2 separate regions of the Homo sapiens genome follow, and region 2 is linked to region 1. Evidence: read pairs that join two places in POLR2A ChIA-PET (ENCODE). Cell type or tissue: GM12878. All regions are shown on one strand. Each heading gives the region's core, and the rest is flanking DNA. Links, peaks and the distances in the headings are about the cores only.

Region 1 (8,681 bases), core at 314-8,313:
CTTGAAAAGACTTTGGCTTTTATGTTGAGAGGCATATACTTCGGGGTTTTGAGCAAAGGATTGACACTTATGTTTTTTGTTTGTTTTTGTTTTTGAGATAGGGTCTCACACTGTTGCCCAGGCTGGAGTGCAGTGGTACGACCAAGGCTCACTGCAGCCTCAACCTTCCAGCCTCAAGCAATCCTCTTGAGTAGCTAGGACTACAGGCACATGCCACCATGCCCAGCTAATTTTTATTTTTTATTTTATTATTATTATTATTTGAGACAGAGTCTTGCCCAGGCTGGAGTGCAATGGCACGATGTCAGCTCACTGCAACCTCCGCCTCTCAGGTTCAAGCAATTATCCCTGCCTCAGCCTCTCAAGTAGCTGGGATTACAGGCGCCTGCCACCACACCCAGCTAATTTTTGTATTTTTAGTAGAGACGGGGTTTTGCCATGTTGGCTAGGCTGGTCTCGAACTTCTGACCTCAGGTGATCCGCCCACCCTCGGCCTCCCAAAGTGCTGGGATTATAGACGTGAGCCACTGCACCTGGCTACTAATTTTTAAATTTTTTGTAGAGATGGGGTCTCACTATGTTGTCATGGCTGGTGTTGAACTCCTGGGCTCAAGCGATCCTGCTACCTCAGGCTCCCAAAGTGCTGGGATTACAAGCATAAGCCACCATGCCCGGCTCAGAAATTCAATTTTGGACATTTTTGGTTGGAGGCATCCATTAGACTTCTGAGGGGAGATGTCAAGGAGAAATAGATATATGAGTTAAGAGTTTTTTTAAAAAGGGCTGGAGATTTAAAAAATTGGGCATTACTAGAATGAGTGGTATTTGAAGTCATTCGGCTGGATGAGATCATCAAAGGAGTGCCTATGGATACAAAAGACAAGAGGACAACTCTACTGTGGTTACTCTAACGTTAAGAATTATTGGAGGCTTGCTGGGCGCTGTGGCTCATGCCTGTAATCCCAGCACTTTGGGAGGCTGAGGCAGGTGGATCATGAGGTCAGGAGATCGAGACCAGCCTGGTTAACACGGTGAAATCCCATCTCTACTAAAAATACAAAAAGTTAGCCAGGCGTGGTGGCGGGCGCCTGTAATCCCAGCTACTTGGGAGGCTGAGGCAGGAGAATTGCTTGAACCTGGGAGGCGGAGGTTGCAGTGAGCCGAGATCGCACCACTGTACTCCAGCCTGGGTGACAGAGCAAGACTGTCTCAAAAAAGAAAAAAAAAAAAGAATTATTGGAGAGAAGAGGATGAACCAGTGAGGTGGAAGAAATACCAGGAGAGTATGTTCTCTCCAATGCAAATGAAGAAAATGTATCCAGGAGGAAGGAGTGATCAACCAGGTCAAATGCTACCAAAAGGCTAAATAAGAGAAGGACTGAGAATAACCATTAGGGTCCAGCAACACCAAGGCTATTGATGACCTTGACAAGAATAGTTCAGTGGAGTGTGGGAGTAAAAGATTGGCCAGAGGGATTTAAAGAGAGAACAGGAGAAAAAAAATTGGACGCACTTAGTATAGACAGCTATTTCAAGGAATTTTGCTGCAAAGGTGAGCAGAGGAATGGGGCAATAGCTGGTGGGGAAAGTGGAGTCAAAAAAAATTTTGAGATGGAGTCTTGCTCTGTCGCTAGGCTGGAGCGCAGTGGCGGGTGCAATCTCGGCTCACTGCAACCTTTGCCTCCCAGGTTCAAGCGATTCTCCTGCCTCAGCCTCCTGAGTAGCTGGGACTACAGGCACACGCCACCATGCCTAGCTAATTTTTGTATTTTTAGTAGAGACGGGGTTTCACCATGTTGCCCAGGATGGTCTCGACCTCTTGACCTCGTGATCCGCCCACCTCAGCCTCCCAAAGTGCTGGGATTACAGGCAGTAGCCACCATGCCCGGCCTCAAAAAAAATCTTTTTTAACATGTGGGTTGATACTTCACTCAATAGCTGCAGCTTATTGGTTGCTTTCCCAGTCTATTCTACCTCCAAAAGCTCTCCCAGATTTTTGTCTCTCCAGCCTGTTACCCCTGCCCTATGTCAGGCCCTCATCATCTTTTGTCTGCATTCCTACAGTAATAGTCCAGTGTGTCCTGCAGGCTGCCACCAGCAGAGTCAGCCTGAAAACCACTGGGCACAGTTCTCCCTTGCTGTTTCCTTTCCTAAAGGATGGAAATTGGATGCCTGGATGAGGGATGGATGCTGTTTCCTGTGTATGAATCAGGGTCCCAGCAGGAAAGACAGAACACACCCCAGTGAGAATAACGTGAGAGGCTGGGGGTGGTGGCTCATGCTTGTAATCCCAGCACTTTGAGAGACCGAGGCAGAAGGATTGCTTGAGCCCAGGAGTTTGAGATCAGCCTGGGCAACATAGTGAAAAGCCCCCTATACAAAAATACAAAAGTTGGCTGGATGTGGTGGCGGGTGCCTGTAGTTCCAGCTACTTGGGAGGCTGAGGTGGGGAGGATCACCTGAGCCCAGGGAGGTTGAAGCTGCAGTGAGCTGTGATTGTGCCACTGTATTCCAGCCTGGGCAACAGAGTGAGACCCTGTCTCAAAAAAAAAAAAAAAAAAAACAGAAAAGAAAAAAAGAATAATGTGAGACTTGACTAAAGGGACTGTTTCCATAGGAATGGGCAGGGTATAGGGAGATCACAAGGGTTAGTGCAGTTTCCTGAGACTGCTAACATGGCCTGTTTCCCCTAGGACTGAAGAAGGTCCCTGGAGGGGAGGGAATGGGAAGATACAGGTTCTGGAAATCTCAGTGAGGCTGAGGAGTGAGTTCCTCCCAAGAACCTGGAAATAAGGGTGGCTCCTGAGAGTTACAAAAAAACCCGTCTAGAACACATGTGGGAGTAAATCCAAAATGGCTGGTCTGTAAATGTGTGACTGAGTGTTTGGGAACCAACTAAAGTCTGTCAAGGGTGGTGGCTGAGGACGCCTCGGGGAGGTTGGGCTGGAGGGGGACCCTATTGGGTGAACAGAAATCCCAATTGTATTAAGTAAACTAATAAAGGTAAAGCGTTTACTGTAGTGTCCATCACTCAGCAAGCACTAAGGAAGTAGATGCTTTTTTTTGCTTTTTTTTTTTTTTTGTGAGACAGCGTCTCGATCTGTCCCCCAGGCTGGAGTATAATGACATATACAATGGCACCATCTTGGCTCACTGCAGCCTCTCACTCCTGGCCACCTCACCTGGCTGATGCTATCTTTTTTTTTTTTTTTTTGAGATTGGAGTCTTGCTCTATCACCAGGCTAGAGTGCAGTGGCACAATCTCGGCTCACTGCAACCTCTGCCTCCTGGGTTCAAGCAATTCTTCTACCTCAGCCTCCTGAGTAGCTGGGATTACAGGCATGCGCCATCACGCCCAGCTAATTTTTTGTATTTTTAGTAGAGATGGGGTTTCGCCATGTTGGCCAAGCTGGTCTCGAACTCCTGAGCTCAAGTAATCCACCTGCCTTGGCCTCCCAAAGTGCTGGGATTACAGGTGTGAGCCACTGCACCCAGCCCTGATGCTATTGTTAAACTCAGTTTGGAGAAAGGCTATGTGGACAGAAGATAGATCACAGGGAAGGGGGGGGTCCTAAAAGCACGTGGGGAAAACGTATATTCTGTCTTAGAGATGCTAGGACGAACTGTCTTTAGAATGAAGGCTGCCCCATGACAGGAAGCAAGGTTTTAAGGTTACTTGACTGAGAGACTCCTCATACCCTTTCCCCTCTTGGGGGTTCCAGACTCACTGAGCTAACTTTCTGGTAACTGGGCTTCCCAAGGGGTAGCCCAAACTGCCTTGATCTATTGATGCAGAAATTCAGTTCTGCTTGACAGTTTTATTTCTCTGTGCAAATTGATACCTAGCCTTCTGGGGTTTGTACATAGGCCTTTATTCTGGTCAAATGCCAGACCTGCGAAGGGAGTCGGATCCACTCACTGAACCAGTGAAACTGGGTTTTGGAGCCAGAGGTCTGGGAACCATGTCCCTCAAAACAGCCAAAGGTATCCATCTTTAGCAGAACTACCTTGTACCAGTTAATCTGCAATAAGTGACTAGGGAGAGAATGAAGGGAAGATCTAGCTAGACAGGGTAGACAAGACTCCAGGGTATAGCCAGGAAAGGGAGTCCTCCTGAAGCCTTTGCCTCATCTTAGGCACTTCCTCCTTCAGGAAGCTTTCCTTGATCCTTGCTCTACCCAGGCTGGGGTAGGTACCCTCATGTGCACTTTTCATGGCACTAACTAGTCACACTGGGCAGGGAGCATTTGTCTACTTGTCACAACATATCTGAGCTTTTGGAAAATAAGGATAATGTCTTATTTGTCTTTGTAGCTCAGGGGCCTGGTGCAGAGTAGGTACTCAGTTAATGTTTCTTGAGTGCATGACTTGGCTGAATGAATGACTGAGACAGAATGGATTGATTAAAGACAAGAGAGGGTGGACTGTAAGCCCCCCAGGATAGAAACCCCGACTGCCTTGTGGTGTACTACTCCCCAGTGCCCAGCACAGTGCCTAGCAGAATCAATGCCCAAAGTGTTCCCGATATGCTGACCGAGGGTCAGATCCCACTTGCCTCTTCTCGAAGATTCTCTACCTGACCACTTCTCTCCTTGCTGCCGCTGGCTAGCACAGAACATCCAGTCCCCGCTGCTGTACTAAGCAACACGGAACCGGGTGGCACCTAGACTTGTTCCCTGTCGCTGCAGATGTAGAGTAGTGTCTTTCCCTCCTTCCAAGCTAGTCGCCCAGGGCAGGGTCGCCCTGTCTGGCTAGGGTGCTGCACCCGCAGCTCTCGGTATCTTAGGTCAGACGCCTGGAACGCGCAGGCCGTTTCTGTTCCTCCGGAAAACAATCTCTGAGCTGCGCCACGACCCGTCCCTGCGGAGCAGGAGTGGGGAATGGGAAGGTGGGAAGGCGAGTCCGCGACTCTGCTCCCCAACCCCAGCTGGCGCGGCGGCTTTCCACGCACCCCCCTCCCCCCACCCCGATCTCCCGATCCTGGCTCTGGCGCGGTGCTCCTTGCAGCCCCACGCTTTGCAAACTTTCGGAGTTTTACTCCATTTGCGTCACGGAAAAGGCAGGAGGATGACGGAGTCCAGGAAGCGAGGCAGCGGCAGCTGGCAAGCTCCCCCGCCGGGCGCTCCAACCACGGGGGCGTGAGGTGTCTCCCGGCGAGGGCGGACAGGCGGAGGGAGAGGAGGGGAGGTGGCGGTCCCAGGGACCAGCCCCGGAGGCTCTCGGGCCCCCTCGTTCCCGGGTCGTTTCCTCCCTCTCGCCTCCCGGACTGAGCGCCAGCGAGCGAGGGCGCTGGCCAGCTGGGAAGCCGCGCGGAGGAGTAGGCGGGGGCTCGGCTGCAGCGCCCCGGGCCCGCGGGAGGGCGGAGCTGGCCGTCCCTGCCCCGCCGGGACGCACGGAAGTGCAGCGGAGTTTGCCCGATTCTCCAGCCTGCTTCCCCCTCCCTCCTCCCTCTCCCCACCCCTCACCTCCCCTTTGGCGATCCCCTCCTTCCTCAGGACGCCACCTCCCGGAATCGCCTTTTTGTTTTGGAGCTGCCTTCTCGCTGGCGGAGCGGAGGGTCTGCGAGCGCCGGGGAAGGCAGGCTGGGGGCGCAGCCCGCCCCCCACTGGCCGGGCCCCGCAGGGCGGAGAGGAGGACGGACGGACAGACGGCTGGCCGCGCCATCTGCTCGCCGGAGCTCACTCTCCAAACTCCAAACTGTTGAGTGTGTGCGTGCACGCGAGGGTGGTGATCGGGGGTCGTAAGTCCCGGGTGAGGAACCGGTTTCTGCTGGGGTTACCTTTGGACGGGGTTCCTGGGATTCAGAGCAGGGTCAGCGTCAGGCTCAGAAACTGCTGAGGAATTAGGCAAACAAAAGAGACCACTCAGCGAGTGGCTAGAAGTCGCCCGACAGCCTCGTCGCGCCCCCTCCTTCCTCCGGGGTTGGGGCTGGCCACTTCTGGGGCGGGGAGAGGGCGCCCGAGCCGGCGGGGGCTCCGGCTGCGCAGCCGGGGTCGAAGAGTTGGCGGCCTGTTGTGTAAGCCTCAGTCCTTGTTTTCCCGGCCTGGCTCGTTGTGAAGCCGGACACATCCACCCTTGGACTCGATTCAGGCGGCTGCTGCTTTTCTCCTTGCCCCTCTTGGATTTTCCGGATTTTTGAAAACCCAGTGGCCCAGGAGCAAGAGGAGGAAGGAGGAAGGGGCAGATCTGCAGAGGAATGTGAGAGCCTCCCAAAGCGAGAGCCGCCAAAAGAATCTGGGAGCCAGAGGGACAGCCGAGCCCTGCCCGGGTTTCTGGAATGGTGGTTTCAGAGTGAGTCTCTTCTATTTTAGAACGTTGTTCCAGTGGAAAGTGTCGAATTTTTCCCCTCGCAGGGCAGATTTCTCCAGGTCACTTGACTTTTCTTCTGGGAGTAGGAGTTAGGAGAGATTCCCCTCTAACCCCCCAGAGGCTGCTAAGGGAGGAGGAGACTGTGGACATGAGCCCTCCCTGCTCACAAGCATATGCCCGGAGACCTGATAGGGCAGTTTCTGGGCCATGGACATTGCTTTGAAGAGGGGGAGACTGGACAGCATCTGTGGGTGCTGAGACCCCACCTTAGGACCTGAGAGATTGAACTGTGTAAGCGCCATTCAGCTGCGAGTGCATTCTTGGACTGCCTTGTGAGCATCCCCGGTCTGGGCAGGACCCTCTCCTTCCCATCTTTCTATACCACCCAGCCCAGCCATGGCACTGAAAGGCCGAGCCCTCTATGACTTTCACAGTGAGAACAAGGAGGAAATCAGCATCCAGCAGGATGAGGACCTGGTCATCTTTAGCGAGACCTCACTGGATGGCTGGCTGCAGGGCCAGAACAGCCGTGGGGAGACAGGGCTCTTTCCTGCCTCTTATGTGGAGATCGTCCGTTCTGGCATCAGCACCAACCATGCTGACTACTCCAGCAGCCCTGCAGGCTCTCCCGGAGCCCAGGTGAGCTTGTACAACAGCCCCAGTGTGGCCAGCCCAGCTAGGAGTGGTGGGGGCAGTGGCTTCCTCTCAAACCAGGGTAGCTTTGAGGAGGATGATGATGATGACTGGGATGACTGGGACGACGGATGCACAGTGGTGGAGGAGCCACGGGCTGGTGGGCTGGGCACCAACGGGCACCCTCCCCTCAACCTCTCCTACCCTGGTGCCTACCCCAGCCAGCACATGGCCTTCCGGCCCAAGCCACCACTGGAGCGGCAGGACAGCCTGGCATCTGCCAAGCGAGGCAGTGTGGTGGGCCGTAACCTCAACCGTTTCTCATGCTTTGTGCGTTCTGGAGTGGAGGCCTTCATCCTGGGTGATGTGCCCATGATGGCCAAGATCGCTGAGACATACTCCATTGAAATGGGCCCTCGTGGCCCCCAGTGGAAGGCCAATCCCCACCCATTTGCCTGCTCTGTGGAGGACCCCACAAAACAGACCAAATTCAAGGGCATCAAAAGCTACATCTCCTACAAGCTCACACCCACCCATGCTGCCTCACCCGTCTACCGGCGCTACAAACACTTTGACTGGCTCTATAACCGCCTGCTACACAAGTTCACTGTCATCTCGGTGCCCCACCTGCCTGAGAAGCAGGCCACTGGCCGCTTCGAGGAGGACTTCATCGAAAAGCGGAAGCGGAGACTCATCCTCTGGATGGACCACATGACCAGCCACCCTGTGCTCTCCCAGTACGAAGGCTTCCAGCATTTCCTCAGCTGCCTGGATGACAAGCAGTGGAAGATGGGCAAACGCCGGGCGGAGAAGGATGAGATGGTGGGTGCCAGCTTCCTGCTCACCTTCCAGATCCCCACCGAGCACCAGGACTTGCAGGACGTGGAAGATCGCGTGGACACTTTCAAGGCCTTCAGTAAGAAGATGGACGACAGCGTCCTGCAGCTCAGCACTGTGGCATCAGAGCTGGTGCGTAAACATGTGGGGGGCTTCCGCAAGGAATTCCAGAAGCTGGGCAGTGCCTTCCAGGCCATCAGTCATTCCTTCCAGATGGACCCCCCCTTTTGCTCTGAGGCCCTCAACAGTGCCATTTCTCACACGGGCCGTACCTATGAAGCCATCGGGGAGATGTTTGCTGAGCAGCCCAAGAATGACCTCTTCCAGATGCTGGACACACTGTCTCTCTACCAGGGCCTGCTCTCCAACTTCCCTGACATCATCCATCTACAAAAAGGTAAGGCCCAGTGCAGGCAGGAAACTCGTCCTGAGTCTGGCTCTCTGCTGGGCCCTGGGGAGATGGGGATGGCCTGGATAGAATGGAGCAACTTGTCTTTATTTCTCTGTCTCAATCATTCATTTAACAAATGTGTTGGGCTGGGCACGGTGGCTTACGCTTGTAATCTCAGCACTTTGGGAGGTTGAAGTAGGAGGATCACTTGGGCCCAGGAGGTTGAGACTACAGTGAGCCCGATTGTGCCACTGCACTCCAGCCTGGGTGACAGAGTGAGACCCTGTCTCTAAAACAAACAAACAAACAAACAAACAAACAAATGTGTTGAATATCAACTCTGTGTCTGTGGCAAATGTGCTTCTAGGTGCAGGGATATTGTTGTGCACAGGCCCGGTCTCTGTCCTCATGGAGCTTGATATTTACCTTCTTGTCAGTTCATTCATTTTCTCTGTTTGCATCTCGTTTACCCATCATGCATGGTGTCATGCTGGGTTCTGAGAACACATAG
Region 2 (8,681 bases), core at 488-8,487, 110 kb before region 1:
ACATATCCATCTGTTAAGATAAATTTTCATTTTTTGGCTGGGCACAGTGGCTCGCCCCTGTAAACCCAGCACTTTGGGAAGCCAAGGTGGGCAGATCATGAGGTCAGGGGTTCGAGACCAGCCTGGCCAACATAGTGAATGAAACCCTGTCTCTACTGAAAATACAAACAATTAACAGGGTGTGGTGGCAGGTGCCTGTAATCCCAGCTACGTGGGAGGCTGAGGCAGTAGAATCGCTTGAACCCAGGAGGCAGAGGTTGCAGTGATCCAAGATCGTGCCACTGCATTCCAGCCCAGGAGACAGTGCGAGACTCTGTCTCAAAAAAAAAAAAAGATAACTTTTCATTTTTCATAAATAAACCATGTCCTAATAAGAGAAAGGCATGCAGGTTTCACACACTTCCTTCAAAGTACATCTTGCCTTCCTTTTTATTAAGCTCAGTTCCTCCAAGGTCCTTAATGTTCTGTAGCTCCCAAGAGCTGTTGCCTTGAGCTGACCTCTGTCCCCCTGCTGGTCAGGATGTTATTCTTGGCTTTAAGCACAGGAACAATTCCTCCTGGTTTGGCCTGACCAGGCCTTGCATGTAGAGTCCAGTGTACTATAAACAGTGATGTGATATTTACAGATACAAATACACATGCGTAGCACCTGCTCTGTTCAGCCTCAGATTCACCCTCCTGCACACCCATCCCTCTGGTGGAAGAGATGAACCTCTAAAAGGAGTCAGAAAGAATGGCCTCATCTTCAACAACCTTCCTTTAGACAGTTAATCAGATTTCTCCCTCTGCTTACACATAGGTTTAACATGACCACTGAGTACAAAGTAATTTGTAGCTCTGCTGGTTACCAGAAAAACAAGTCCCAGCAACTTTAATCAGCAACACAGTCTTCAGAAGGGATAATTGAAATTCTCAAAATTAAAACTCAGTTTATTTCCTAGTGAAAGAAAGAATGAGCCAAAAGATGAGTCACAGCTTAGAAAATATTTTAACTCCAGGACAATGGTTTGAATCTATCTATGCTTATGAAACACAAGTTGTTAACACCTGGCAGCTAAGGAAGAGCTGGAGTTCAAACAGCTCTGGTCTTCCTTTGGGATAAGGTCTGAATTGATATATGGAGAAACTAACATTACCACTTACAACCCTCCTTAACCAGTTTTTCAGGTAAGGGTAAGATTTGTTTTGTTTTGCTTTTTTGAGACAGGTTGTTGCTTTGTCACCGAGGATGGAGTGGAGCAATCATGGCTCACTGCAGCCTCGACCTCCTGGGCTCAATTGATCCTCCTGCCTCAGCCTTTCCAAGTGGCTGAGACTACATGCACACGTCACCATGCCTGGCTAATTTTTGCATTTTTTAGTAGAGATGGGGTTTCACCATGTAGCCCAGGCTGATCTCGAACTCCTGGGCTCAAGAAATCCACCTGCCTCAGCCTCCCAAAGTGCTGGAATTACAGGCATGAGCCACCGTGCCTGGCCTCAAGGGTAAGATTTGTTCCTGCATAGTCAAAAAGCATACTATAATTATCTACTTCTCCCACAACCATGTTTAAATAAATAAAAACAAGTTTCTTGACTATGGCCATGAAGATAAAGATACTAGAGAACCTGCTATAAAACAGCTGAGAAAGCTGTCAATTAAGCAGGGTACACCCTGGACACAATTCATTAGTGTTGAAATAATGGTATCAGAGAGAATAAAACCAACAACATAGCCTCCATGTTACATCAAACTCCCAAGAGCAGCTATAATTTTGAGATGAGCTTTGGGCAAGGAACTAGCCACTCAAGAGGACAAGAATAATGTGCTGGCACTCTCAGTTCCACAGGTAGTACCTTAAATCCTATATCCCAAGACAACCTAGGAGAGTGAAGAGCCAGACCTGTAAGAAACCTGCTCTTGAAATAAACAAAAAACTTCTGTCTCCTGAAATATCAGTTACCTAGCAACAAAGGAGAAAGTTTAGTGTGGTTTTGGGGATTATAAAGAACCAATCCATCTTCTTATTCACTACTGTGTGTTATTTGGGCAAGTCATTTAACCTCTCTGAGCCACAATTTCCTCACCTTGAATGAGAAACGGATGGAAGAGCACCCACTACCATACCTAGCACTTGGTAGTCTCTGAATGGATGAATGTTCATTCTCTTTTTTCTTTACTCTGGTCATTTCACACTAAAACTTCTTTCAACAAAGATAGAATTTCTTAGAATCATATGACCTCTGTTGCTTCCCTTTAGTCTGTATCAATGCAATCTCTCTAATCCATTTTATACAAAACCATACATTTAAACTAGAAATATGTGTTCAGGCTGGGAGTGGTGGCTCACATCTGTAATCCCAGCACTTTGGAAGGCCAAGGTGGGAAGACTGCTTGAGCCCAGGAGTTAGAGACCAGCCTGGGCAACATGGTGAGACCCCATCTCTACAAAAAAATTTAAAAATTAGCCATGCATGGTGGCACATGCCTGTGGTCCCAGCTACTCGGGGGGCTGAGGTGGGAGGAGTGCTTGAGCCTAGGATGCCAAGGCTGCAGAGGGCCAAGATCATACCACTGCAGTCCAGCCTGGGTGACTGAGTGAGACTCTATCTCAAAAAAAAAAAAAAAAGGCCAGGTGCAATGGTTCACGCCTATAATCCCAGCACCTTGGGAGGCCGAGGCAGGTGGATCACCTGAGGTCAGAAGTTTGAGACCAGCCTGGCCAACAGGGTGAAACCTCGTCTCTACTAAGAAAACAAAAATTAACCAGGTGTGCTGGCTTGCGCCTGTAATCCCAGCTACTCAGGAGGCTGATGCGGGAGAATAGCTTGAACCCAGGAGGCAGAGGCTGCAGTAAGCCAAGATCATGTCATTGTACTCCAGCCTGGGTGACAAGAAAGAAAGAAAAACAAAAGAAATAAACATTCAACTGAAAACGATTTTTTTTTTTTTTGAGACAGAGTCTCACTCTGTTGCCCAGGCTGGAGTGCAGTGGCGTGATCTCGGCTCACTGCAAGCTCCGTCTCCTGGGTTCACGCCATTCTCCTGCCTCAGCCTCCTGAGTAGCTGGGACTACAGGCGGCCGCCACCATGCCTGGCTATTTTTTTGTATTTTTAGTAGAGACGGGGTTTCACTATGTTGGCCAGGATGGTCTCGATCCCTTGACCTCGTGATCCACCTGCCTCGGCCTCCCAAAGTGCTGGGATTACAGGCCTGAGCCACCGCGCCCGGCCTCAACTGAAAACACTTTTTAAAGGACCAATTATTCCTTATTCAAGGCTCTGTGGCTATAAAGAAAAAGCTGAGGCCAGAAGTATTTAGACTTCAGTTCCCATCTTTTTGTCCCTACTCTCAGACTTCTCTGGCAGCTCCAGAGATTAACAATGCCATCCTAGGCACAAGCTCCTTTTAACAGCGCAAACTATGGAGAGGTCTCAATACAATAAAGAAACAGGTGTTGATTACAGGTGTTGTGCAGAACAAACACCATGAAAAAATGCAGTCAGTCATCCTGCAATGAAGACCTAAATAAGGAAAGTGATTCAAGATAAGATGCAATGTCTGGCTTTTAACAAATTTGAAGATACTTCTGTATTTCAACAAATATGCCATTTCTCCATTATTTCAGTGATGGATGCATTAATGAACTACCTTCCTCTCATGACCTGTTTCCCCCCTCTCTCCTTCATTGTGATTACTGCCTTTTTATATCTATTGATCTCTTCAGCCCATATTAATCTGCTAGGTGAGACTCTGAGCAAAGACACACTGGTTTGCTATAAGGCAGCAAGAGGTTTGATGAATTTCCAAACTAAAACTACGATTTTTCCATAAGCACTTTGTTAATGTACCAAAAAAGGAAACAAATCCAGTCCCTTTAATATTTACTGGTTTATCTCAAATATTTTCCACTTCTCAGGAAAACATTGCCTTTTCTTAAAATGTGATTTTAAAAGAGATAATGCTTTCTTAAATAGGCTCTTACTGCATTTGGGAAAAGTTTTAAGTATATTTTCTGATTTTATCGTATTATAAAACAATGTAATAACAAAAATTTGCAAAAAGTAAAAGGCCAGTCATAATCTGTGCACACACACATTTAAAGAAAAACTTAAGGGAAGGGGAAAAGAAAGGATTAGTCAAACATTCACAACAAATATTTGCTGAGGGCCCATTCTGTGCTAATCAGTACAGTAGTTGTTGAGAAGACACAACATAGATCGCTTCTTGGCCTTTCGCTAAGATCAAGTGAGAAGACACAACATAGAGACATAAAGACCCTATTCCAAGCAGTTTACAATCATTTAACTATGGAGACAGATGTATAAATACATCTTTACCACATAATGTAATAAATTCTAGGAAGGTTCTATGAACAGAATGCTATGGGATTCAAACTCTCTCTATGGATATAAAAAAAATTTTTTTAGGAGTGCCTTGAAGGATGAGTAGGAATCTGTCAGGCAGAGAAAAGTATTCTAGTCAGAGAACAAAATGTTTCAAATCAGGGTCATGAAAGAACAGGGCTTATTGGGGATATCATATAGCTAGTGTGTCCAATGTGTATGAGGGAGAATGGTGGGAGATGTGTGAACAGGGGGGCTGAACCAGACTGGGAAGGCCCTTGTATGCTGTACTTCAAATTCCAGACATGATCCTATAAACATAAAAGATTCAATAGAGATCTTTAAGCAAAGGGATGAGATGATGAGTTTGGTTCCCCTCTCCCACCTCAAAAAAATAACTATAAGCAGTGGGGAAGTCAGACTGAAAGGAAAAAAAATCTAGCAACAGGGAGGTAAGTTCCCTGAAGACAGGGATCATATCTATTTTATTCACCTAGTTCCTAGCACTGTGCCTGGCACAAAGCACTTACTTAATAAATATCTATGATGAATGAATGAATTAATTATTGAAGTCTCAATATTATTAACATTTAGAGGGCAGACAGAAGATGAAGAACAAAGGAACTTTTACAATTTTCTTTTAGAAATACTAGTGATTGCAGGCCAGGCATGGTGGCTCACACCTGTAATCCCAGCACTTTGGGAGGCCAAGGCAGGCGGATCACCTGAGGTCAGGAATTCGAGACCAGCCTGACCAATATGGCAAAACTCCGTCTCTACTAAAAATACAAAACTTAGCTGGGCATGGTGGTGGGCGCCTGTAATCCCAACTACTCAGGAGGCTGAGGCAAGAGAATTGCTTGAATCCAGGAGGCTGAGGTTGCAGTGAGCCGAGATCATGCCATTGCACTCCAGCCTGGGTGACACAGTGAGACTCCGTCTCAAAAAAAAAAAAAAAAAAAAACTAGTGATTGCTGAAAATCAAATAAATGGTGATCTAAACAAAAACAAGAGGAATCGTCAAATATCTTCCCTAAAAAAAAAAAAAAAAAAAAAAAAAAAAGGCCAGGCTCGGTGGCTCACGCCTGTAATCCCAGCACTTTGGGAGGCTTAGGTGGGTGGACCATGAGGTTAAGAGATCAAGACCATCCTGGCCAACACGGTGAAACCCCCACCTCTATTAAAAATGCAAAAAACTTAGCTGGGCGTGGTGGTGCGCACCTGTAGTCCCAGCTACTCGGGAGGCTGAGGCAGGAGAATCACTTGAACTCAGGAGGCGGAGGTTGCAGTGAGCCGAGATGGTGCCACTGCACTCCAGCAGGGCAACAGAGGGAGACTCCATCTCAAAAAAAAAAAAAAAAAAAAAAAGGCCAGGCGTGGTGGCTCACACCTGTAATCCCAGCACTTTGGGAGGCCAAGGCAGGCGGATCACCTGAGGTCAGGCGTTCAAGACCAGCCTGGCCAACATAGTGAAACCCTGTCTCTTCTAAAAATACAAAAATTAGCTGTGTGTGGTGGTGCCTGCCTGTAATCCCAGCTACTCAGGAGGCTGAGGCAGGAGAATCACTTGAACCCAGGAGGCAGAGGTTGCAGTGAGCCAAGATTGTGCCACTGTACTCCAGCCTGGGAGAGAGAGCAAGACTTTGTCTCGAAACAAAACAAAACAAAACAAAACACACACACACACAAAGCTTCACAGTAAAGATAGCTCTCACATTACAGGCTTCTCCGAGGAATGTAAAGACTTGGTTTAACATCAGGAGATCTATCAAAGCAATTTTTATGTTAACAGGAAAGGAAAAAAAAGTATATAACCTTCTCAACAGATGCTGAAAATGCACTGCGTAAAATCCATCACACATAGGCCCCGTAATTTTTTTCTATTAAAGATGAGAAGGCCAGCAGGTACCTGCTATTACCACCACTATGTAACATTGCACTGAAGGTCATACCTAACAGAAGCCAAAAGATGCGTAACAACCTGATGCAAAAAGACAGGAATTTTAGGCCAGGTGTGGTGGCTCCAATCTATAATCCCAGCACTCTGGGAGGCCGAAGTGGGCAGACTGCTTGATCTCAGGAGTTCGTGACCAGCCTGAGGAACATGACAAAACCCCGTCTCTACAAAAAATACAAAAATTCGCCCAGCATGATGGCACACGCCTACAGTCCCACAAGTGGGAGGATCACTTAAGCCCGGGAGGCAGAGGCTGCAGTGAGCTGAAACTGTACCACTGCATGGCCCCCCAGCCTGGGTGACACAGCCAGACCCTGTCTCAAAAAAAAAAAGGAATGTTAAAGAAGAGAATAAAATTCAGAAACCACACAGTGTATATCTAAGTATACAGTATATGAAACAAGTAATATGACTATTAGTAAGCAAAAAGTATTATAGGAATTTAGATATGCACATAAATATTTGTAGGATACACAAAAAACTGGTAATAATGGTCACCTCTGGGGAGAGAAAATGAACTGGGGCTGGGTGTAATGCTTCACACCTGTAACCCCAACACTTTGTGAGGCTGAGGCAGGAGGATCACTTGAATCCAGTAGTTCCAGACCAGCCTAGGCAACAAAGCAAGACCCAGTCTCTATAAAAAAAATAAAAAAGAAAGAAAGAAAGAAAGAAAGAAAATGAACTGGGAAACAGCATTGGAAGATAACTATAAGCAACCTTTAAAAAATTTTTTTTTGGCCGGGCGTGGTGGCTCACGCCTGTAATCTCAGGTGTTTCACCATTTTGGCCAGGATGGTCTTGATCTCTCGACCTCATGATCCGCCCGCCTTGGCCTCCCAAAGTGCTGGGATTATAGGCGTGAGCCACTGTGCCCGGCCAGTGATTTATCTTTAGTAAACAAATTACATTTACTATCTTCTCTCTGAAGGAAGTTGGTATTTAGAAGATTTTTTTTTTTTTTTTGAGATGGAGTCTCGCACTGCCACCCAGGCTGGAGTGCAATCGCACAATCTTGGCTCACTGCAACCTCTGCCTCCCAAGTTCAAGTGATTCTCCTGCCTCAGCCTCCCAAGAAGCTGGGATTACAGGCGTACCTGCCTACTTTTTGTGTGTGTTTTTAGTAGAGACGGGGTTTCACTACGTTGGCCAGACTGGTCTCGAACTCCTGACCTCATGATCCGCCCGCCTCAGCCTCCCAAAGTGCTGGGATTACAGGCATGAGCCACCGCGCCCAGCCTAGTAGAGAAGATTTAATTGGAGGACCACGAAGGTAGAAATGTTCACCCATTTGAATATGTGAACTTTTTTATTGTTGTTTTTTGAGATAGAATCTCCCTCTGTCACCCAGGCTGGAGTGCAGCGGTGTGATCTCGGCTCACTGCAACCTTGGCCTCCCAGGTTCAAGTGATTCTTCTGCCTCAGCCTCCTGAGTAGCTGGGATTACAGGCGCGCACCACCACGCCAGGCTAACTTTGTATTTTTAGTGGAGACGGGGTTTCACCATGTTGGCCAGGCTGGTCTCGAACTCCTGGCCTCAAGTAATCCGCCTCAAGCAACTCCCCTGACCTCCCAAAGTGCTGCGATTATAGGCAAGAGCCGCCACGTCTGGCCTGAATGTGTGAACTTCTAAATTATATGTCACGTTTTATTTATTAGGAAGTGTGAAGTATAGAATTCCTTATGGCTAAGACCTATAAAGGTATCATTAAAAAATTTAAAGACATAAAATACCCCTCAGTTTCTCTGCCTTTTTGAAGGAAAGCATCAGAAATAAAAAACAAAAGTGAAACTGACTTTTACAAAAGTTTAGTCCATTGAGATAGAGCAAATAAATAGGCACAATGAAAGAAAAGGGAATAGAGTCAACTAAGTTTGAGTGCACTGTAAATACTTTTTTAAAAATAATGTGTGGCCGGGCATGTTGGCTCACGCCTGTAATCCTAGCACTTTGGGAAGACAAGGCAGGTGGATCTCAAGAGTTCGAGACCAGCCTGGCCAACATGGCAAAACTCTGTCTCTACTAAAAATACAAAAATTAGCCAGACGTGGTGGCACATGCCTGTAATCCCAGCCATTCAGGAGGCTGAAGCAGGAGAATCGCTTAAACCCAGGAGGTGGAGGTTGCAGTGAGCTGAGATCGCACCAGCCTGGGTGACAGAGCAAGACTCTGTCTCTAAAAAAAAAAAAAAAAAAAGAAAGAAAGAAAGAAAGAAAGAAAAATGTGAATCAGGTCTGATTGGAAGCACTACTTCTGCTGCCTTCCTGTTTGTACTTTTCAGTTGCTGCAAGAATGATCCAGGCGGCTGCTAGGTGAGGTGACACATAATTCCAGCATTTTGGGAGGCTGAGGTGGGAGGATTCCTTGAGACCAGCATGGATAACATAGTGAGATCC

The links. Peaks named below come from ENCODE experiments on the same cell type or tissue, not always from the same donor. Only the 100,000 strongest peaks of a DNase experiment are listed, where the experiment ranks them.
Region 2: POLR2A ChIA-PET joins it to region 1 with 10 read pairs; 8 of 35 experiments call an interaction of 5 or more read pairs at or near these places.

Annotation. Positions count from the first base shown.
Region 1 is chr15:75,642,398-75,651,078 of GRCh38, forward strand. SNX33 (sorting nexin 33) reads left to right here and starts at 5,515. Exons shown (of 2, transcript NM_153271.2): 1 at 5,515-8,176. The coding sequence starts at 6,706. RefSeq lists a silencer at 5,134-5,673 and an enhancer at 5,299-5,990. In GM12878, for the core only: a CTCF peak has its summit at 5,614 (motif pointing left); no DNase peak of the experiment used is centred there; H3K4me3 peaks cover 1,768 bases; H3K27me3 peaks cover 198 bases.
Region 2 is chr15:75,532,082-75,540,762 of GRCh38, forward strand. The region is part of intron 1 of PTPN9 (protein tyrosine phosphatase non-receptor type 9); the gene reads right to left. Among named protein-coding and RNA genes, the nearest start is that of PTPN9, 43 kb to the right of the region's middle. In GM12878, for the core only: a CTCF peak has its summit at 521 (motif pointing left); no DNase peak of the experiment used is centred there.